Regions from separate parts of the Homo sapiens genome. Here region 1 is linked to region 2. The links are chromatin loops, found by intact Hi-C in ENCODE. Cell type or tissue: dorsolateral prefrontal cortex. All regions are shown on one strand. Each heading gives the region's core, and the rest is flanking DNA. Links, peaks and the distances in the headings are about the cores only.

The links. Peaks named below come from ENCODE experiments on the same cell type or tissue, not always from the same donor. Only the 100,000 strongest peaks of a DNase experiment are listed, where the experiment ranks them.
Region 1: it touches region 2 in a loop (2.3-fold over the local background); 3 of 110 quality-filtered maps call a loop at or near these places.

Annotation. Positions count from the first base shown.
Region 1 is chr19:12,361,465-12,369,790 of GRCh38, reverse strand. It overlaps ZNF442 (zinc finger protein 442), which reads left to right and starts at 4,108. Exons shown (of 6, transcript NM_030824.3): 1 at 4,108-4,258; 2 at 4,548-4,989; 3 at 6,120-6,237. The coding sequence starts at 6,160. RefSeq lists an enhancer at 4,195-4,294 and a silencer at 4,395-4,574. In dorsolateral prefrontal cortex, for the core only: CTCF peaks have their summits at 3,601 and 3,800; DNase peaks (open chromatin) are centred at 4,070, 4,540 and 4,890; H3K4me3 peaks cover 2,186 bases; H3K27ac peaks cover 1,971 bases.
Region 2 is chr19:12,055,227-12,063,552 of GRCh38, reverse strand. No RefSeq gene overlaps it. Among named protein-coding and RNA genes, the nearest start is that of ZNF844, 5.3 kb to the left of the region's middle. In dorsolateral prefrontal cortex, for the core only: CTCF peaks have their summits at 3,691, 3,899 (motif pointing left) and 7,029 (motif pointing right); a DNase peak (open chromatin) is centred at 3,902; H3K4me3 peaks cover 407 bases.

The sequences.
Region 1 (8,326 bases), core at 104-8,103, 310 kb before region 2:
GGGATTACAGGCATGCACCACCACGCCCAGCTAATTTTTATTTTATTTTATTGTTTTAGTAGAGACGGGGTTTCACTATGTTACCCAGGATGGTCTCGATCTCCTGACCTCGTGATCCGCCTGCCTCAGCCTCCCAAAGTGCTAGGATTACAGGTGTAAGCCACTGCGCCCGGCCCATTGTTTTGTTTTGAGATGGAGTTTCGCTCTTGTTGCCCAGGCTGGAGTGCTCACTGCAACCCCTGCCTCCTGGGTTCAAGCGATTCTCTTGCCTCAGCCTCCCAAGTAGCTGGGATTATAGGCGTGCACCACCATGCCTGGCTAATTTCGTATTTTTAGTAGAGATGGGGTTTCTCCATGTCGGTCAGGCTGGTTTCAAACTCCCGACCTCAGGTGATCCACCCGCCTCGGCCTCCCAAAGTGCTGGGATTACAGGCGTGAGCCACTGCACCCGGCTGGCCTTTTGAACATGTGTGGTATAAAGAGACATGTTTATGATTTGTGAACATCTGAAGTTCCTTTCTACCCATATTACAAACTTCCCCTTCCCATATCTAGCTGCTTAAAATTACCCAGCTTCCCACAGCTCTAGGAGGAGGAAGTATCTTCGGAGCAAGAGCTGACTCTGACCCCTTCTCCTTCTCTGGCCAGAAAATAAATCCTGCTTGCCTTTTTTTTTTGTTCCATTAGGTATTCTTTCTTTGTGACTCATACAAACTAGAGAAAGAACTCAGTTTACCAGTGACACTTGTATTTCATACAAATATGGGAAATCTTTATATTTTCAAATTCTAATGCCTTGGCTTTTGATTGGAGCATTTAATTCATTAATATTTAAAGTCTTGAAGGAGAGAGCATTTTCACACTGCGCAGAGGACACAGGAGGGCAAGTTGAGCTCCCTCATCCCTAAATCCTTCAGTGCCTCTGCCCCATCACCAGGTGCTGATCCCACTTGTAACTGGCAAAAGGGTCTGGCTGCTCACCGCGTGTGGAAAGAAGTCAAAATAATAATGAGTTGTGATAAGAGGGAACGAGATTTCTTTATTATCTGTCCTAGCAGGGGAAGAGCAGAAAGCAATTCCACTGTTCAATTTGTGGAGAGAACCCAGGGGTTTTTAAAGAAAGGGTTTGGAATGCAGAAGAGGCAAGCGGGGCTAGAGGTACCAGGTGGCGTGACTTGCTCTGGTTGCCCCTCTTGAATTATTGTCCCATTTGGTGAAGGGACTTCTCCGTCGTGGATCCTGCCAGGTTATACATTAGTTGCAGTCAATCTTGTAGTCTGTTGCGGGAACTAAGGGACCCCGAATGGAGGGACCGGCTGAAGCCACGGCAGAAGAACATAAATTGTGACGATTTCATGGACATTTATCAGTTTCCAAAATTAATACTTTTATAATTTCTTACGCCTGTCTTTACTGCAGTCTCTGAACATAAATTGTGAAGATTTCATGGACATTTATTAGTTCCCAAAATTAATACTTTTATAATTTCTTATGCCTGTCTTACTTTAATCTCTTAATCCTGTTATCTTCGTAAGCTAAGGATGTATGTCACCTCAGGACCCCGTGATGATTGCATTAACTGTACAAATTGTTTGTAAAACATTTGTATTTGAATGATATGAAATCAGTGCACCCTGAAAAAGAATAGAATAACAGCGATTTTCTGGGAACAAGGAAAGATAACCATAAGGTCTGACTGCCTGTGGGGTTGGGCAGAATAAAGCCATATTTTTCTTCTTGCAGAGAGCCTATAGACGGACATGTGAGTAGGAGAAATATCACTGAATTCTTTTCCCAGCAAGGAATATTAATAATTGAGACCCTTCCAGGTGTGGTGGCTCATGCCTGTAATCCCAGCACTTTGAGAGGCCGAGGCGGGTGGATCACAATATCAGGAGATCGAGACCATCCTGGCTAACACGGTGAAACCCCTTCTCTACTAAAAATACAAAAAATTAGCCGGGCATGGTGGCACGCGCCTGTAGTCCCAGCTACTTGGGAGGCTTAGGCAGGAGAACAGTGTGAACCCAGGAGGCAGAAGTTGCAGTGAGCCGAGATTGTGCCACTGCACTCCAGCCTGGGGGACAGAGCGTGAGACTCTGTCTCAAAAAAATATATATAATAATAATAATTGAGACCCTGGGGAAGGAATGCATTCCTGGGGGTAGGTCTATAGATGGCTGCTCTGCGAGTATCTGTCTTAATGCAGTTGAGATAAGGACTGAAATACGCCCTGGTCTCCTGCAGTGCCCTCAGGCTTACTAGGATTGGGAAGTTCCAGCCTGGTAAATTCTAGTCAGACTGGTTGTCTGCTCTCGAACCCTGTTTCCTGTTAAGATGTTTATCAAGACAGTGCATGCACAGCAGGACACAGACCCTCATCAGTAATTCTAATTTTGCCTTTGCCTTGTGATCTTTTATTGCCCTTTGAGGCATGTGATCTTTGTGACTTACTCCCTGTTCGTACACCCCCTCCCCTATTAGAATCCCTAATAAAAACTTGCTGGTTTTGCAGCCCAGGTGGGCATCATGGAACCTGCCGATATGTGATGTCACCCCTGGAGGCCCAGCTGTAAAATTCTTCTCTTTGTACTCTTTCTCTTAATTTCTCAGATGGGCCGACACTTAGGGAAAATAGAACCTACGTTGAAATATTGGGGGCTGGTTTCCCCGATAGTAGTCACTCTTCAGCTGGGTGTGGGTTCTGTCTTTGAAGTAATCTTTTGTTGGAAAGAGAATTCCAGAGGTGCCTGGTACCTAACAAGATCCAACCCCTGAAGCTTCTAAGGAAATATATGACCAAATAAGAGAGCATGGTGTGTGCTTAATAAGTATTTAGGTAAATAAATGTGCACAGGCCAGGCGTGGTGGCTCACGCCTGTAATCCTAACACTTTGGGAGGCCGAGGCCGGCGGATTGCCTGAGCTCAGGAGTTCACGACCAGCCTGGGCAACATGGTGAAACCCTGTCTCTACTAAAATACAAAAAAATTAGCTGGGCATGGCAGCGTGCACCTGTAGTCCAGTGTGCTACTCGGGAGGCTGAGGCAGGAGAATTGCTTCAACTTGGGAGGCGGAGGTTGCAGTGAGCCAAGATTGAGCCACTACAGTCTGTCCTGGGTGACAGAGTGAGACTCCGTCTCCAAAAAAATAAAATAAAAATAAATGTGCATAAGGCATGGCAGTGTAGTATGGGAAAGGAAAGGGAGTGGAAGTTCACAGCACATTCTGAGGCTGTATTTTAAGATGAGAGGTAACATCTATGCAGTTTATCTCGAAGTTATTATCTTGAGATCAGGAGGGGAAAGAGGAAAAGGGAAAGAAGAAGAAAAAAAAGGTTTAAAACGTGGTTTGAGACTCAGCTGCTAAGCTGCTGGTTACACACTCTGGGACTCAACTTCAGGAGTCAGAATCTGCCTTCTAAGCTTGAAAATATGTTTAACCTCCTGAAAGGGGGTTTCCTGCTGAACTGTGGCTGAAATTTCTCTGAACTAATTCAGGTTTTTTCTTTTCCCTTCTTTTGATTCCTTTATAGAAGATTACTGCCATATAATTCCAGATTTTCCATGCATTTAACAATTTTATTTCATTGTTGATGTGTTTTTATTTTCTGGTCTGAGAATGAGTAGATTGGGAGATAAGGTGGGAGAAAGGCTTGACCATGGAGCCAGCAGTCTCATCCTAAATTCCTGATCCCTGGAGGACACCAGGCCTTCCCTCCTGCTTCAGTGTGGTTTGTGTGGCCTGGGCCTCCCCTACCGCTCTGAGGCCAGGGGATGGCTCCACTGGGCAGTGAGTCTCGAATTCCCAGCACACACTTGTGGGTCCCCGTCCAGGAAGAAGGAGCAGGAAGAGCCCATTGAGTACAGGCAGGAAATTCCGCTTAAATGCAAATGTCCCCTGGGAGGGGTCAGGTCACAGCGAAGGGAGGAAGCCCACCCTATCAAGGGCTGTGTCTGGAACCGCTTCATCTCGCTCCACTCAGCCGTGTAAGATCCTTCTTCTGTCAATCAGTTCCCTGGGGGGGCGGAATTTGGAGCTCTACCCAATCAGTGTTGGGGGCGAGTTCTTGGGAACTGCCAGTCAGGCGCGCTGCCGGGAGGAGGGTGGAGCTTTCTACACCCCTCTGAGCTCCCGCTCCTGGCTCTGTAGCTGAGAGAAGCCCTGGCAGGTCAGTGGCAGGCACTGTCACGCTGAGTCCTATGCTGGCAGCGGGGAACCTTGGGGAGAACACGGGACACCGCGGAAGCCGGGAAATGGTGAGTGTGCGGGGCCCGGCGTCCTGGGGCAGGGCGAAGGACTGGTTGGAACCGGCCAGAACCGGCTGTGGCGGGACCCGGGCGTCCCCGCGGCGACTGCGGGGTCTGTGGACCCGAGTTCCCCTGGCCCAGCCGGCCTTCAGTCCCCTCGGCCGCGGGGTGGGAGCTGGGGGCTGGGCCGGCAGCCGGGACCCCGGGCGTCCTGTCCCGTTTCTGCGCAGCAACTGCGGCCCCGGCTCCCGCGCCCTCTCTGGGGCAGCTCCATGCCCACAGCTCCGCGTCTTCCCAGATTGTGCGGCTGTAACCGGCACAGGTTCGCGGTCCGAGTCACTGCACCGAGACTCCAAGGCCTGCAGCAGAAACAGTTTAATAGGGGGAGAGGAGAGAAGACCCCAGTTCCGCCTCCATGAGAGGTTTGGGGATGGGGGTGTTTAGGGGTCTGGACAGGGGCGGCTGAAGTGTGGGGTCGCTGGTTGGTGGGGAAGTGACAGGCGAATCCTGGGACGGGAGGTGAAGAAACCGCATTCTCCTGCTGAGTGGGTTCCCTCGTGGGGTTTTCACCCTGCTTGGCGCCAGCCTTTCCGTTGGAATTCAAGATCTGAGAAAGAACTTGGGCAACTCGAGCAGCTCTCCGAGATCTTATCCCCAGGCACAATGCAGAAGCCGGCGGTCAGTGTCTTCTGTGACCTGACTCTCAGGAAGGCGGCCCCCGCGAGGCAGTGGGGCTCAGGGTACCTGGTTAATATCTAACTGCAATCAGAATCCAGATTCTTGCGTGGGGTTTGTGCACGGGAGGAGCTGTGGTCTGCGGGGTCCCCAGTCCCTTCTTTTCTTCCCAGGGTGACTGATTCCTCTTCGAGTTTTTCAGAGATGGGGGTAGCAGGGTCTCAAATCCACTACCCTGTTCCCTCATTCTAACTCCTCCTAGGGGTGGTAGTAACTCCCTTGGTTTCCAGAGCCTTACGCAGGCTAACTTTCCCTCCTCAGTTCACAGCAACATCATGAACTCCTCCCTCCTCCGCCCCACCCGTGCTAAATTTCAGAGTCCCAGTATTTTAATTTTCATTTTGTTTTCAGAGAGCAATGGATGGCTTCTTTTTTTCTTTCTTTCTTTTTTTTTTTTTTGAGATGGAGTTGTGCTCTTGTTGCCCAGGCTGGAGTGCAATGGTGCGATGTCGGCTCACCGCAACCTCCGCCTCCCGGGTTCAAGAAATTCTCCTGTCTCACCCTCCCGAGTAGCTGGAATTACAGGCACCCACCACCACACCCGGCTAATTTTTTGTATTTTTAGTAGCGACGGGGTTTCACCATGTTGGCCAAGCTCATCTCGAACTCATGACCTCAGGTGATCCGCCCGCCTCGGCCTCCCAAAGTGCTGGGATTACAGGCGTGACCACCGCGCCCGGCCGGCTTCTTAAAAGATTTGTGTTCCTGAACATTTCACATGTGAGGAAGCAGAGAATAACCTGACACTGCACTGTAAAAAACAAAAAAACAAACAAAAAAACCTTTGTGTCTCTCCTTTTCTTTCCCCTGGGTACGGATACCTAATCAACATTGAAAGTCCCCTTTAGAAACTTTATGGGGTGATGTGTTCTCAGCCCACTCTCTGCCTTTTCCTGGTTCTGTTTCAGAACTGCCTGGGGTTGACCCAAGATACACACAGCTGCCCTGTCTCTGGGAGGGTCCAGTGAATATCAGTCCCTGGGTCATTTCTCCCAGTGAGCAGCCTGAGGTGTTGGGGTGGGGCCTCACAGAGAACAGCTGGATGCCCTGGGTGGGATGGGAGGAATATTCTGGTATACCATTTCTATAAAAAGCTAACCCTTGGGACAATCACCTTGTTCTTCCCCAACCCCAGTTTCCATTCCTTGGGGACACACGGCTGGTCAGCCAGTTGAATGATTGTATTTGGGGGAGAAGACAGAAGTGATCTCTTCCTTCCTGACTCTCAGACTAATGAAGAGAGAAAACAATATGTAAGCACTGGAGAACCCACTCATTCCAGTTGTGCAAGAACCTCCCATTCAGGTCAGGTGTGCATGAGCCTGAAAAGCACACAGTGAAGTATCTCCTGGGGTGGTGGTGGGTGGTCACTGAGCACTTTACTGAGCAGATGGGGGTGACTAATGTCCCAGGAGATGGGATGACCTGACACCTGAGTTAGACTTGTTTGTGTTCGAGTCAGTGCTGCCCATCCCTGAGGTTGTCACATTGAAAAGAGATACTCACTCTTTTCAGCTTCAACGTTTTATTAACTATAAGATTAGAGATTGATAGAGAAAGTATTTCCATAGAGGCCAGAAATAGTTAGATTTCAGAAAACAGGTCACATATGTAGCCATCTATTCCTTTTTTTTTTTTTTTTTTTTTTGAGACGGAGCTTCGCACTGTTGCCCAGGCTGGAATGCAGTTGTGCGATCTCAGCTTACTGCAACCTCTGCCTTCTGGGTTCAAACGATCCTCCCATCTCAGCCTCCCGAGTAGCTGGGATTACAGGCCTGCACCACCACACCTGGCTAATTTTTTTTTTGTTTTGTTTTTTGTATTTTTAGTAGAGACGGGGTTTCACTATGTTGGCCAGGCTGGTCTTGAACTCCTGACCTCAAGTGATCTGCCTCCTCAGCCTCCAATTTTTTTTTTTTTTCCCAAGGCAGAAGAATTTTTCTTAGTACAGAACAAAATGGAGTCTCCCGTGTCTACTTCTTTCTACACAGACACAACAACAATCTGATTTCTCTTTCCTTTCCCCACACTTCCCCCACTTCCACTCGACAAAACCGCCATCGTCATCATGGCCCACTCTCAATGAGCTGCTGGGTACACCTCCCAGACGGGGTGGCGGCCGGGCAGAGGGGCCCCCCACCTCCCAGACGGGGCGGCCGGGCAGAGGCGCCCCCCACCTCCCGGAGGGGGCGGCTGCCAGGCGGGGGCTGCCCCCCACCTCCCTCCCGGACGGGGTGGCTGGCCGGGCGGGAGCTGTCCCCCACCTCCTGGAGGGGGCGGCTGCCGGGCGGAGACATTCCTCACTTCCCAGACGGGGCGGCTGCTGGGCGGAGGGGCTCCTCACTTCACAGACGGGGCGGCCGGGCAGAGACGCTCCTTACCTCCCAGACGGGGTGGCGGTCGGGCAGAGACACTCCTCAGTTCCCAGACGGGGTCGCCGCTGGGCAGAGGCGCTCCTCACATCCCAGATGGGGCGGCGGGGCAGAGGCGCTCCCCACATCTCAGACGATGGGCAGCTGGGCAGAGATGCTCCTCACTTCCTAGACGGGATGACGGCCAGGAAGAGGTGCTCCTCACTTCCCAGACTGGGCGGCCAGGCAGAGGGGCTCCTCACATCCCAGATGATGGGCAGCCAGGCAGAGATGCTCCTCGCTTCCCAGATGGGGTGGCAGCCAGGCAGAGGCTGCAATCTCGGCACTTTGGGAGGCCAAGGCAGGCGGCTGGGAGGTGGAGGTTGTAGCGAGCCGAGATCACGCCATTGCACTCCAGCCTGGGCAACATTGAGCACTGAGTGAACGAGACTCCGTCTGCAATCCCTGCACCTCGGGAGGCCGAGGCTGGCAGATCACTCGCGGTTAGGAGCTGGAGACCAGCCCGGCCAACACGGTGAAACCCCGTCTCCACCAAAAAAATATGAAAACCAGTCAGGCGTGGTGGCGTGCTCCTGCAATCCCAGGCTCTCCGCAGGCTGAAGCAGGAGAATCCAGCAGGGAGGTTGCAGTGAGCCGAGATGGCGGCACTACAGTCCAGCCTCCGCTCGGCATCAGAGGGAGACCGTGGAGGGAGAGGGAGAGGGAGAGGGAGAGGGAGACCGTGGGGACAGCGAGAGGGGGAGGGGGAGGCAGAGGGGGAGGGGGAGGTCCAATTTTTGTAGAAACAAAAAAACCCTTCATTTACTTTTTTTTTCCCCCAGTCTGTCAAGTAAGTTTCTCTGATTATTCAAATGGAATTTCAGGGCTTAACAGTGACAGTATGACTAAGGAAAAATGTTTGGTCGTACTTTCTTTATGGCTGCAGAAAAAGTGAACACATATTAACAGAAAATGTGGTACTTATTTGATT
Region 2 (8,326 bases), core at 316-8,315:
CTGCCACCATGCCTGGCTAATTTTTTGTGCTTTTAGTAGAGACGGGGTTTCACCGTGTTAGCCACGATGGTCTCGATCTCCTGACCTCGTGATCCGCCCGTCTCGGCCTCCCAAAGTGCTGGGATTACAGGCGTGAGCAACCGTGCCCGGCCAGAAATTCTTAAAAGAAGCATTTTGCATCCATTCTCTCTGTGGGAGTCTTCATCTATGTTGTGGGTGAGTGGCTACTATCTGGGCCAGTGGCGCAAGGGTAAAAGAATTTATCAAGACTGGCCGGGCGATGTGGCTCACACCTGTAATCCCAGCACTTTGGGAGACCGAGGCGGGCGGATCACCTGAGGTCAGGAGTTTGAAACCAGCCTGGCCAATGTGGCGAAACCCCATCTCTACTAAAAATACAAAAATTAGCCGGGCTTGGTGGTGGGCGCCTGTAATCCCAACTACCCAGGAGGCTGAGGCAGGAGAATCGCTGGAGAATCGGGAGGCAAAGGCTGCAGTGAGTCGAGATTGTGCCACTGCACTCCAGCCTGGGCAACAGAGCAAGACTCCATCTCAAAAAAAAAAAAAAAAAAAAAAAGGGATTTACCAAGACAGTTGTAGGTAAAAAAAAAAAAAAAAAAAAAAAAAAAGGCAGATTTATTAAGGAAAATATGAAAGTACCTTGCAAGAAGGCAACAGGCAGAACCAGCAGAAGGGAGCCGGCTGCAAAGAAACAAAGGTTTGCTAGAGATTTTATAGAATGCAACTTGGGAACTTGCATTGTTTTGTCACCTGAAATGTTTGATAAATCAAGGTTTTTGATGGTAAGCAAGAAATTTGTGAGTTATGTACATTATTTGTTTAGGAGGGCTATTTGTTCTGGGCCGTAAAGAAAGTGATACCTATGGCCAGGCACGGTGGCTCACGCCTGTAATCCCAGCACTTTGGGAGGCCAAGGCGGGCAGATCACCTAAGGTCAGGAGCTCAAGACCAGCTGGCCAACATGGCGAAACCCAGTCTCTACTAAAAAATACAGAAATTAGCCAGGCCTGGTGGCGGGTGCCTGTAATCCCAGCTACTCTGGAGGCTGAGGCAGGAGAATTACTTGAACCTGGGAGGTGGAGGTTGCAGTGAGCGAGATGCTGAGATTGAGTGACTGCACTCCAGCCTGGGTGACAAAGTGAGATTCCATCTCAAAAAAAAAAAAAAAAAAGTTTTTCTGGACTTTGAAAAACAAAAGAATTAGCAATATTTTAAACAAAAAGCTATAAAAAGATTATTTTAGTCTTCCCTTAGTTCAGTCTATGTCATAAACTTCTGTTCTGCTCAATAGTTATGAGCACATTAGTACTCAACAACAGTTTTACAGTTTTAAAATTCTTTTTATTTTTTGTTTCTTGTCCACCCGGGTTTTTATTTTTATTTTTATTTTTTTGAGACGGAGTCTCGCTCTGTCACCCAGGCTGGAGTCCAGTGGTGCGATTTTAGCTCACTGCAAGCTCCGCCTCCTGGGTTCACGCCATTCTCCTGCCTCAGCCTCCCGAGTAGCTGGGACTACAGGCGCCTGCCACCACGCCCGGCTAATTTTTTTTTTGTATTTTTAGTAGAGAGGGGGTTTCACCGTGTTAGCCAGGATGGTCTAGATCTCCTCTGCCTCCTGGGTTCAAGCAATTCTCCTGCCACAGCCTCCTGAGTAGCTGGGATTACAGGTATGTACCACTACACCCAGCTAATTTTTTGTATTTTTAGTACAGACAGGGTTTCACCATGTTGGCCAGGCTGGTCTTGAATCCCTGACGTCGTGATCCACCCACTTCTTCCTCCCAAAGTGCTGGGATTACAGCACTTTGAGCCACTGCACCCGGCGAAGAACATCCATTATTAAGGTCTGGTCATTTCTGTGACACACAGTAATTTCACATAAAAATTATAATTATTACTGATATTTTATTAATGTTAAACCCAATTCATTTTTTTTTATTGGAGATGGAGTATCCCTCTATTGCCCAGGCTGGATTGTGGTGGTGCAATCTCAGCTCACTGCAACCTCCACCTCACTGCCCCAGCCTCCCGAGTAGCTGGGACTACAGGCACATGCAGCCATGCCTGGCTAATTTTTTTTGTATTTTTAGTACAGACAGGGTTTCACCGTGTTGCCCAGGCTAGTTTTGAACTCCTGACCTCAGGTGATCTGGCAGCCTCAGCCTCCCAAAGTGCTAGGATTACAGGCATGAGCCACCGCTCCTGGCCTGAGATTTTACTTCTCTAATAAACTTGCTTTCACTTTACTCTAAGGACTCACCCTGAGTTCTTTCATGAGAACCAAGAACTCTCTCCCGGAGTCTGAATTAGGACCCCTTTCTGGTAATGTAGCAGGACAAACCGCAGACAAAACCCCTCAGACACGGAGTTAAAGAAGGACGCGTTTTACTGGGCAGGGAGCATCGGCAAGACTCCTGTCTCAAGAGCCGAGCTCCCTGAGTGAGCAATTCCTGTCTCTTTTAAGGGCTCACAACTCTAAGGGGGTCTACTTGAGAGGGTCGTGATCGATTCAGCAAGCAGGGGGTACGTGACTGGGGGCTACATACACCGGTAATTAGACCGGAACAGAACAGGACAGGGATTTTCACAGTGCTTTTCTATACAATGTGCGTACTCTATAGATAACATAACTGATTAGGTCAGGGGTCCATCTTTAACTACCAGGCCCAGGGTGAGGCGCCGGGCTGTCTGCTTGTGGATTTCATTTCTGCCTTTTAGTTTTTACTTCTTCTTTCTTTGGAGGCAGAAATTGGGCATACGACAATATGACGGGTGGTCTCCTCCCTTAGTAACAGCCTCAAGATGGTATATAAGCTTTTCTATCTTATTGTTGGGTGGGTCTTCTTACTAAAGGCAGCCCTGTATACATGGTAAATAAATTCATATGCCTTTCTCATATTAATCAGCTTTATGTCAACGATATTTTAGCAAATGTTTTGGGGGTCAAGAGCCTATCGCTCCATCAAAGCTATCCCCTTGCCTCAGAGTAGGAGAGGAGCCCAGATGAGGCCAGGCAAGACTACATCAGGAGGGAGAGACAGATGTTCTGCAGGTCAAGATAATTTGGAATGAGGCAAGGCCAAGGCCTTCTCACATCCACATTCCTCGTCACAGTGTGAAAATGCTCTCTCCTTCCAGAACTTTATTTTCACTGTCAGGAAACTCTCACCTGCGGTGAGTTTAAGTTTGTGACCTGAATAAACTGTCAACTTCATTAACTCTTTCTCAACATCCCAAACAATTCTGTCTCTGAGCCTGACTTACCACACATTTTTTTTGGAGACAGAGTCTCACTGTCACCTAGGCTTAAGTGTGGTGGTGCGATCACAGCTCACTGCAGCCTCCAGGGCTCAATCGTTCCTCCCACCTCAGCCTCCTGAGTAGCTGGGGATACATGCATTCACCACCACAACCAGCTAATTTTTGTATTTTTTGTAGTGATGGGGTCTCACCATATTGCCCAGGCTGGTCTTGAACTCCGGTGCTCAACCTAATCACCCACCTCGCCCTCCCAAAGTGTTGGGATTAGAGACAAGAGCCAGGGTGCCTGGACGCATTTTCTTCATATATACAAATTACACTATTGACCCTAGTGACCCTACACATATCAAAACCAAAGCATTGTCCGGAAAATGGCCCCAGGCTCCAGACAGGCAAACCCAGAAAGGACAGAACCCCCAGGGGATCTGCACTAAGGTTTCCAGCTTTTCAGGCCTCTGCACCTTCTCAGAATCCACAGCCGTTCTGCAGCTGCTCTGCGCAGCTGGATGCCACCTGCTGGGGAGGGAGGGCTGCCTGGGAAGCCCTCAGGGGAGCTCCGTTTTCTTCCCTTTGTAGGCTCCAGGCTGGCCTCAGCGTGGAGTCACCGGCCTCAGACTCTGCTGCCCCCTGCAGGTTATTCACCTGCATTTCACCTCCATGATCAGACAAAAAGATCTTCAACCTCATCTTTTAAAAACAAGAAACCGGCCGGGCGCAGTGGCTCACACCTGGCAAAGTGCTCAATCCCAGCTCTTTGGGAGGCCGAGGCGGGCGGATCACAAGGTCAGAAGATCGACCTGGCTAACACGGTGAAACCCTGTCTCTACTAAAAATACAAAAAAAATCCAGGTGTGGTGGTGTGTGCCTGTAGTCCCAGCTACTCGGGAGGCTGAGGCGGGAGAATGGCGTGAACCCGGAAGCTGGAACTTGCAGTGAGCCGAGATTGCGCCACTGCACTCCAGCCTGGGCGACTGAGCAAGACTCTGTCTCAAACAAACAAACAAACAAACAAACAAACAAACAAAAAACCCAAGAAACCAACAGAGTCCCTGCTTTCCTCCTGTGTGTGTATGTAAAGTAAAGAAGGAAAATTCTAAGAAAATGTAAATGCATTAAAAGACTTCTAGGCTGGGCATGGTGGCTTGCGCCCATAATTCTATCGGTTTGGGAGGCTGAGGCCAGAGGATCACTTGAACCCAGGAGTTCAAGAAATGCCTGGGCAAAATAGTGAGCCCACATCTCTATTAATTAAGAAAAAATTTCCATATCATGGTGGTGGAGGCAATGGCCACTGAGGAACCCACGGTCTGGACACAATGGCACTGGCTGGACACAATGAGGGGACAGGAAGAAAGCAAAGACGGGGAGTAGGGTGGGCGAGAGGCCAAGGGGAGGGATAGCACACATTTTTCAGAGAAAAAGAGGATGCCAGCACTGTTTTGCCTGACTCTTTGGCAGCCTGTAATAAGTTGTGGGGGAGGCCGGGTGCAGTGGCTCACGCCTGTAATCTTAGCACTTTGGGAGGCCAAGGCAGGCAGATCACCTGAGGTCGGGAGTTCAAGACCAGCCTGACCAACATCGAGAAACCCTGTCTCTACTAAAAATACAAAAATTAGCTGGGCATGGTGGTGCATGCCTGTAATCCCAGATACTTGGGAGGCTGAGGCAGGAGAATCGCTTGAACCCAGGAGGCAGAGGTTGCGGTGAGTGGAAATCGTGCCATTGCACTCCAGCATGGACAACAAAAGCAAAACTCTGCCTCAAAAAAAAAAAGTTGTGGCGGAATCGTGTCTGGAAGACTCACCTATGATGTTTGTGTCACATTAAGGGAGAAGACTCCAAGGTGGAGTTTCTACTCTTACTTCAACCATTGTATTTAATTCTTTTTCTAGAGAGGACACACTCATGCCATGATTTGTGTTTCCTTAGGAATACCGTTAAAAACCTAGGCCAGGCACGGTGGCTCACGCCTGTAATCCCAGCACTTTGGGCTGCCCAGGCGGGCACATCACTTGAGGCCAGGAGTTGGAGGCCAGCATGGTGAAACCCCGTCTCTACTAAAAATACAAAAATTAGCCAGGCGTGGTGGTGCATGCCTGTAATCTCAGTTACTCGAGAGGCTGAGTGAGGCACAAGAATCGCTTGAACCAGAGAGGTGGAGGTTCAGTGAGCCAAGATCGCGCCACTGCACTCCAGCCTGGGAGACAGAGCAAGCCTCCATTTCAAAAAAATAAAAAAAATAAATAAAGCAAGCAACTCTTCTTTCCCAGTTCATCTGCATCTCATTATTGGGCACAGAGAATAAGCAGCCCAATCCTCGGTTTGCTGGGAACAAGGGTGCAAGGAGAGCAGGTAGGGTTCAGGCCAAGACCAAAATGAGAGGAGGAAATGTGACCTGCAGAGGGTTTGGGGTTGTGAAAATGAGTTGTTCAAAATCTGAGTAAGAAAGAACTGAGCCCATTTCTTTGAAGTATGTGTTTTCCAGAAAGGCCATTCCCTGCTTTTCACTTTCATAAACTCACAACTGAATTCTGATCCTTTGGACAATGTGAAGCTGACAGGACACACACCCACACACCCACCGCCCACTGACTAAGCCTCCCTGGCCCCCTTCCTTCTCCTCCTGGGCTGCACATCCCTCCCGACCGCCTCCCCTCCCCTATCGTCCCCTCCTGTCCCTTTCCCTTCCCTTCTTTTTTTCCTTCCTTTCTTTTCTTTCTGATGGAGTCTCGTTCTGTCGCCCAGGATGGAGTGCAGTGGTGCCATCTCGGCTCACTGCAACCTCCACCTCTCAGGTTCAAGCTATTCGCCTGGCTAATTTTTTTTTTTTTTTTTTTTTGAGACTGAGTTTCACTCTTGTTGCCCAGGCTGGAGTGCAGTGGCGCGATCTCGGCTCACCACAACCTCTCCCTCCCGGGTTCAAGCGATTCTCCTTCCTCAGCCCCCCAAGTAGCTGGGACTACAGGCGCCTGCCACCACGCCTGGCTAATTTTTTGTATTTTTAGAAGAGACGAGGTTTCACTATGTTGGCCAGGCTGCTGGTCTCGAACTCCTGACCTCATGATCTGCCCGCCTTGGCCTCCCAAAGTGCTGGGATTACAGGCATGAGCCACCGCACCCAGCCTGTTTTTCCTTATGTCATACATAACGCACAGGAGGAGGCCGGGCGCGGTGGCTCACGCCTGTAATTCCAACACTTTGGGAGGCCGACGCGGGCGGATCACGAGGTCAGGAGATCGAGAGCATCCTGGCTAACACAGTGAAACCCCGTCTCTACTAAAAATACAAAAAATTAGCCGGGCGCGGTGGCCGGCACCTGTAGTCCCAGTTACTCGGGAGGCTGCGGCAGGAGAATGGCGAGAACCCGGGAGGCGGAGCTTGTAGTGAGCCGAGATCGCGCCACTGCACTCCGGCCTGGGCAACAAGAGTGAAACTCAGTCTCCAAAAAAAAAAAAAAAAAAAATTAGCCGCGCGTGGTGGCGGGCGCCTGTGTAGTCCCAGCTACTCAGGAGACTGAGGCAGGAGAATGGCCTGAACCCGGGAGGAGGAGCTTGCAGTGAGCCGAGATCGCGCCACTGCACTCCAGCCTGGGCGACAGAGCGAGACTCCGTCACAAACAAACAAACAAAACAAAATAAAAAAAAGCACCACAGGAGGAAAGCAGAGACTCTGCTGGCGTCTTATTCACACACTGGGATTGAGGGTGTTTGTTTCTAGGAACTGATCAATGGGGTAAGAAGCGGCTTAATAACCTGTAGGGGGCAGCAGAGCCGGAGGCCAATGACTCCCCGCTGAGGCTAGTCTGGAGTTTGCAAAAGGAGGGAAAGGGGGCTCCTTTTGCAAACTCCTGGGGGCTTCCCCCGGAGCCCGCCCTCCCTTGAAGGTGGCCTCCAGCTCCAGAAGGAGTGTGGATTCTGGGAAGCTGCAGAGCCCTGGATGGCAGAAGACCCACGTGCAGATGCGCTCGGGGGTTCTGTCCTATCTGGGGTTGTACCTTTCAGAGGTACCTTCAGGCCTGGAGCTATTTTCTGGGCAGTGTTTTGGTTTTGGCATGCACAGGGTCGCTGGGGACAGACTGTAATTGATATATATGAAGCAAATCTGTGAAGGTCAGCCTCAGAGAACAAATTGTTTGGGTTGTGTTATGAACAAAGGGTTTATAAAGTTGACTTTATTTAAGTCATAATGTCAGGGGTGTTTGAAGCAGAGTGAAACCATCTTGAATAGGGGCTGGGTAAAATAAGGGTGAGACCTACTGGGCTGCATTCCCAGGTGATTAGGCGTTCTTAGTCACAGGATGAGCTAGGAGGTCGGCAGGACTGGTATCACAAGATACAGGTCATAAAGACCCCACTGATAAAACAGAATGCGCTGAAGAAACCAGCCAAAGCCCACCAAAACCAAGTTGGCGACGAAAGTGACCTCTGCCACCCTGGGCAACACAGTGATACCCCATCTCTACAAAAAATACAAAAATTAGCTGATTGTGGTGGCCTGTGGCTGTAGTCTCAGCTACTCAGGAGGCTGAGCTGGGAGGATTGCTTGAGCCTGGGAGGCAGGGGCTGCAGGAAGGCAGAGAGGCTGCAGCGAGCTATGATTGCGCTGCTGCACTCCAGCCTGGGCGAGGGAGTGAGACTCTGTCTCAAAAAAAAAAAGAAAAGAAAAGAAAGTGACCTTATGTGGTCCTCACTACTTATTATACACTAATTATAAAGCATTAACATGCTAACAAACACTCCCACAAGCGCCATGGCAGTTTACAAATACCATGGCAATATCCAGACGTTACCCTATGTGGTATAACAAGAGGTAGGAACCCTCAGTTCTGGGAATTGCCTGCCCCTTTCCCAGAACACTCATGAATAATCCACCCCTTGTTTAGCACATAATCAAGAAATAACTATAAGTATACATTGTCAGGCAGACCATGCTGCTGCTCTGTCTATGGAGTAGCCATTCTTTTGTTTCTTTACTTCTGTAATAAACTTGCTTTTACTTTATGGACTCACCCTGAATTTGTTCTTACATGAGGTCCAAGAACTCT